Regions from separate parts of the Homo sapiens genome. Here region 2 is linked to region 1. Evidence: read pairs that join two places in POLR2A ChIA-PET (ENCODE). Cell type or tissue: A673. All regions are shown on one strand. Links, peaks and the distances in the headings refer to the core of each region. The heading gives the core; the rest is flanking DNA.

Region 1 (2,921 bases), core at 261-2,760:
GGTCCACAAAGCCCAAAATATTTACTATCTGGTCCTTTAGAGGAAAAGTTTGCCATCCCCTGTATTATATGCTTATCTTTACCCATCCATAAGTGCAAAAGGTATTCTCCCCACCAAGAAGAGCAGCACGTAGAAATGCTAATGAGACATGTAAATCACTCTCCAAACCATGTCTCTTTCCTGGGTGGTCCAACAGAAACAGCATAGGATTCCAGAAGGACAAAGGGAAGCCACAGCTTCGATAAAGGACTCAAAGGTACCAGGGGTAGGAAGAGATGCAATATCTCAACACAAAAGCCCTGCAAGGCCAGTGAAAAAAGGCTAGTAAGAGCAGGAAGCTAACAGTGAATTAGCGCCAAGTGAGTTTAGTTATTGCTCTTATAGCCCCAGCTGTTACAGACTAAATCCACTACACACTGATGGTACTTGGTAGGTTGTTCTGGACATTTCTAATGCCTCTTTGCCATAACACTCATACCTAAGGATCAAGATCAGTTTACATCCATGTGTCAAAGCCCTCCAATATGTCTGAAGTGCTTTCCCAGAGGGGTGACCTAAACTCCCTTGCCACTTGCCACAAATAGGTATGTCAGGACTCAGTACCTCTACCCTGTGATTTTCAAAGCTCTCACTATTAGCTGGTAAATTAGAAGCCTCAGTCTCAATAGCTCTGTAATGTTATCTCCTCTGTCAGCACAGTTGGTGGAAACTCCAATAAATTTCAAAGACCTGCTCAACAAGTTTCTGGAAAGTATAGGAACAGATTCACAACGCCAGATTCCTCTGGCAGTCAAGGATGGTGGGGTCTCTTCAGAATCCCACCATCGAAAAACAGGCTGAACACCTTACTGAACTCTTTAAATAACAGGGGCTCTATGACACTCACTTCAACGTTCTGCTTTTCCTTTAAATGTCAGCTATCCTGTAAATATGCATCCTATGAGAGTAGCCCAAAACCCACACACTGTGTTGGAAGCTAGGTAGGAAGCTGAAGCACATTGTCTACCTTTGGAACCCCACAGGCCTCATTATGCTTTTAAGCTACATGTTTCTATGAATTATGATTTTGCCAACTGAATCCTCTGGCAAAAAAGCCTCCACCCACAGGCACCCACTGGAGATTTGGACTTGATGCCCCAATGACATGGCTATTAAGTGCATCCTTTTTGAAAAGGAGCTATTAGCTTGCTACAGAGTTCTTACTGAAACTGAACGCCACACCCACTAAGGCCTTATGAGGAAGGAAGAAAAAAGTAATGATGGCTTTCCATGACTTCAGCAAACATCTCTAACTCCGTTAGTATCTGCTGATTCTGTTCCCTATTCCTAATTGCCTATAAATGTATACACAACTACCATATTATAGTGAATGCAACAAGAATTAGTTAAGTACTCACAAGCTGTCAACAACACTACCTTTCTTCTACTACCTCACACCTGACACTCAGGGTTTAAAAAAAAAAGCTACTAAAAATACAAAAATTAGCCAACGTGGTGGCACACGCCTGTAGTCTCAGCTACTTGGGAAGCTGAGGCAGGAGAATGGCTTGCACCCTGGAGGCAGAGGTTGCAGTGAGCTAAGATCGCACCACTGCACTCCAGCTTGGGCAACAAGAGTGAAACTCCGTCTCAAAAAAAAAAAAGAAAAGAAAAGAAATCATATTAGGCACTATAAAAGAACATTAAAACATAAAAAATATAGATCAGCTTTGAGACATGATACAGTCTGACAATAAGACATATACATATATAAAGACAATATAAAAGTGAAATGAAAATATAAAAAAATCATGGGCCGGTCGCAGTGGCTCAACCCTGTAATCGTAACACTGGTAGGCCAAGGCCAAGGTGGGAGAAGGATAGCTTGAGCCCAGGAGCTCAAGACCAGCCTAAGCAACATAGGGAGACTCCATCTCTACAAAAAATATAAAAACTTAGCCAGGCAGCGGTGGTGCATGCCTATAGTACCAGCTACTCCAGAGGCTGAGGTGGGAGTATTGCTTGAATGCAGGAGGTTGAGGCTGCAGTGAGCCATGATCATGCCACTGCACTGCAGTTTAGGTGACAGAGTGAGACTCTATCTCAAAAACAACAACAACAACAAAACCCATGCAAAAGACAGAGATACAGTATGAGTCTTATAAGTCAAAGGAAGTCTAGCTTCACCAGAAAGGCAAGGCTAGGTTAAGTGCTGAATTTGGGTACAAGAGGAGCAAGAAAAGAGTAAAACGAAGAGAGCTATGATTTGACAGAAGAGGAGTAAACAGAGCAATGTAAAAAAAAAAAAAAAAAAAAAAGGCCAGGTGCAGCGGCTCACGCTTGTAATCCCAGTACTTTGGGGAGCCAAGGCAGGCAGATCACCCAGCTACTCGGGAGGCTGAGGCTGGTGAATCTCTTGAACCCGGGAGGCGGAGGTGGCAGTGAGCTGAGATTGCACCATTGCACTCTAGACTGGGAGACAAGAGTGAAACTACATCTCAAAAAAAAAAACAACAACAAAAAACAGCAAGAGAAAATGGTGGCAGCAACATAGTTTCTCATCCTTTCTGAATCCCAAATATAAAAACAAAGCAAAGAGCCTGTAATCCCAGCACTTTGGGAGGCCAAGGTGAGCAGATCACTTGAGGTCAGGAGTTTGAGACCAGCCTGGCCAACATGATGAAACACAGTCTCTACTAAAACTACAAAAATTAGCCAGGTGACATGGCATGCACCTGTAATCCCAGCTACTGGGGAGGCTAAGAGAATTGCTTGAACCCAGGAGGCAGAGGCTGCAGCGAGCCAACATCATGCCACTGCACTCCAGCCTGGGCAATAAAGTGAAACTCTGTCTCAAAAAAACAAACAAGCAAAGCAAATAGATAATAAAACTAAAAACTCATGGAATAACACAACAAAACCAAGTGTAAAAGCATCACCAT
Region 2 (2,921 bases), core at 256-2,755, 52 kb before region 1:
CTTTTGTAAACACATTCAAGTTACTACACATACCTGAAAGAATCAGTTCTTTTGGGGGGAAATCTATTTTTAAAATTTCTAATAATTTAAAAATTCATTAATTCAAATTATGAAGGTTTTAGAAAACTAATTTGGTTTGGTGGGGGGTTTTCTGACAGTGAATGTTTCCACAGTGATTCTCTGTCTTCCTTCAAACTTAATTTTTCTACATGTTCACTTGATCTCTTCCCATCTGCTCCAGATTCTTGATCTATGAAATATCACTCCTTGAATCTTAATCCTTAATCTCCTTTCTACCTATTAAGACTTCACTATTTTAAAATAAACCTGATTCAACCTCTTTCTGTCTTCTCTACCCACATTTTTCAGCCTATACTAGTCTCAGAGTTTCAGTTACTACCCCCTAAGTGGCCTAGTTTCAATTCTCTTTGGTGCCCAAGCTCTATTTAATTCTGTGCTAAACATCTCTACCTAAATATTGTGTTAGTAAATGAATACCCATCCTTTCCAGCTACTGTCATTACCAGTTCTTCTTGGGTAATACACATCTCATCAGTTTGACTTCCAGGATCCTCATTCAGGCCATCAATAAATTTGGTTAGATTGTAACAAAAAACTATTGGGTTACTCTGTTTCAGCATTAGCTCTTTTCCATCTTTTTACATGCTACCCACCAGTTGAAACTTCCTAAAGTACAGGTTTGATTATCTTTTTTCCAACTCAACACCAACTGCTTTCAACTCCTTGGACTAATAGCTAATGTTGTTATTTTTCATATCAAATATCAGTATCTTGGAGGTAAAACATGCCAAGAAAAAAAAAATATATATATATATATATATAAATGTGTGTGTGTGTGTGTGTGTATATATATATATATATAAAACACACACGCTATATATATATATATATATATATACATATATATATATATATATTACTTTACACAGCCTGTGTATTCTCATTCTATGCCATTGCTCATGCTAACTGTACATACCTCAGACTAAGAATCTAGCTCTGATCCCTGTATCTCCAAATAACAAAATTTTACATATTCTTTAAGTATCAGGTCAAACGTTACATTATCTGAATAGCTCATTCCTTCAGCTGAAAGCAATTTTCCCTGGCCTTGAACTCCTACTGACCATTAAAGAAGTTGTAAGTACATCCCTTGAAATTATTACATATATGTATTTCTCTTCCTTTTAGAGTGTATGTTCTCAAAGGGAGGACTCATGTGCCGCATCATTTATCTTTTGCAGTATACTTATTTCCCCAAAGCAACTAACCAGGACCTTACATATAGACATAAAGAAAGAACCTAATATATTCTTGTCAAATGATAAAAAGCTAAGACAGTCTCAAGAAGGAAAGTGCCATATTGAAGATACTCACAGCCTATAAAATTAGCTTTATCAGCATGTTAAAAATGAGGTTTGTAGGGGAGGGAAATGAGTGGATGCATACTTCAAGTGGTTAACAGTAGTGGATTTCACTCTGTAGTTCAGAATACACATGTTCTCTCTGAACTGATCCAGAGTATTTGAGATATATGTTAAAAGAATCAGAGAGTTATCATGATTATAAAACATGAAATATGTTCTCATATTCTTCCTGATCTCAGTGTGAGAAGGGACACAGGTGTACAAAGTGGTCTTCACAAAATCAGACCTAGGAGCCTAGGCCCTTACAAGTAAACAGTTTCAGGAATTCTAAGATCTACCTACCAAGTCTGAAGCAATATGACAAATCCAAATAACTACAACAATAAGAACATATAGTTCATCCCACCTACCACCCAAGGTTATAGATAATTCCTTTCAGGCATCATTTTTTTTTTATGAGTACATACTGCTAACACTGGTTTGTATGGGAAGGTTTCCAAGCTACAATAGGATTAATTTAACACTATTATGTTTAGAACCATGCTGGAGTTTGGTACATACCTATGAATTTAAGTTCTTGCTTTGTTAGTGTAGAACTGTCACCTCTGTCTAAAGAAAAGACACACTTTAATTTCAGATTTTTAATCACCACTTCCTAAAAACCACCATGACAGACAAGTTGAAAAACTGAAGATATTATGATGGGGTGCAGTGTGGGGGTGGATCATCAGGGTTAAAATCCCCATGAAACCTATGTAAATTTAAAAAATTGCAGTGCTCTAAATAAAGAGAGTAGTAATGGCATTACCAGTTAATTTAAAAGTAATTATTACACAACTCATTCCCATTTGTACTGCTTCCCTCACTCAGTTGGAACTTTTCAGCTTCCACCCCTCTTGCAGTTTCAATGAAAGAGTGTAGATTCATTTTCCATTATAAAAGTTAACATGGATACTGGAAACTACTTTTTCTCCCCAGTGGTGGACTCACCAGCCAAATGTGAAAACTACTTTTTCTCCCCAGTGGGGGACTCACCAGCCAAATGTGTTTATCCCTTAAGAGTCTTTGAAGCCTATCTTCAAGGAACCAAGAGCAACAAAATAGCCTGGATACTTTGAAATGGAAAAAGTCTTACCTATAAGTACATGTCTTATACTACCTTATTATAAAGGCTGTGTTAAATTAGTCAAATTCTTTCCTACACAGGCATAATCACAACCCTGCCCATAAGATTTCATACTATTTCATCATGTGTTCTGTCTCCCACAAACTCATCATAGCTCCTTACCATTTCTCTGATTCAAGACAGCAATTCTAAGGTCTAGGTTTACTAACGGTCAGGTGCCTTTCTCTAGAATTTCATTTCAACCCCCTAAACCAATGTGCTTTGCAGCTCTTTACTACGCCCAAGGCCTAGTTCCCTTCCCCTTTTTTTAACCTAATTATCCCTTACCAAGTGATTCACAGTTTGTGTGCATTGAAACAAACTTCGTAGCACTTGTTGTATCCTAGGATGTGACAGTTTACTGTATAAGC

The links. ChIA-PET counts read pairs that join two places held together with the same protein. Peaks named below come from ENCODE experiments on the same cell type or tissue, not always from the same donor. Only the 100,000 strongest peaks of a DNase experiment are listed, where the experiment ranks them.
Region 2: POLR2A ChIA-PET joins it to region 1 with 11 read pairs; 5 of 35 experiments call an interaction of 5 or more read pairs at or near these places.

Annotation. Positions count from the first base shown.
Region 1 is chr10:21,635,302-21,638,222 of GRCh38, reverse strand. The region is part of intron 8 of MLLT10 (MLLT10 histone lysine methyltransferase DOT1L cofactor); the gene reads right to left. Among named protein-coding and RNA genes, the nearest start is that of MLLT10, 100 kb to the right of the region's middle. In A673, for the core only: no CTCF peak of the experiment used is centred there; no DNase peak of the experiment used is centred there.
Region 2 is chr10:21,687,564-21,690,484 of GRCh38, reverse strand. The region is part of intron 13 of MLLT10 (MLLT10 histone lysine methyltransferase DOT1L cofactor); the gene reads right to left. Among named protein-coding and RNA genes, the nearest start is that of MLLT10, 150 kb to the right of the region's middle. In A673, for the core only: no CTCF peak of the experiment used is centred there; no DNase peak of the experiment used is centred there; H3K27ac peaks cover 944 bases.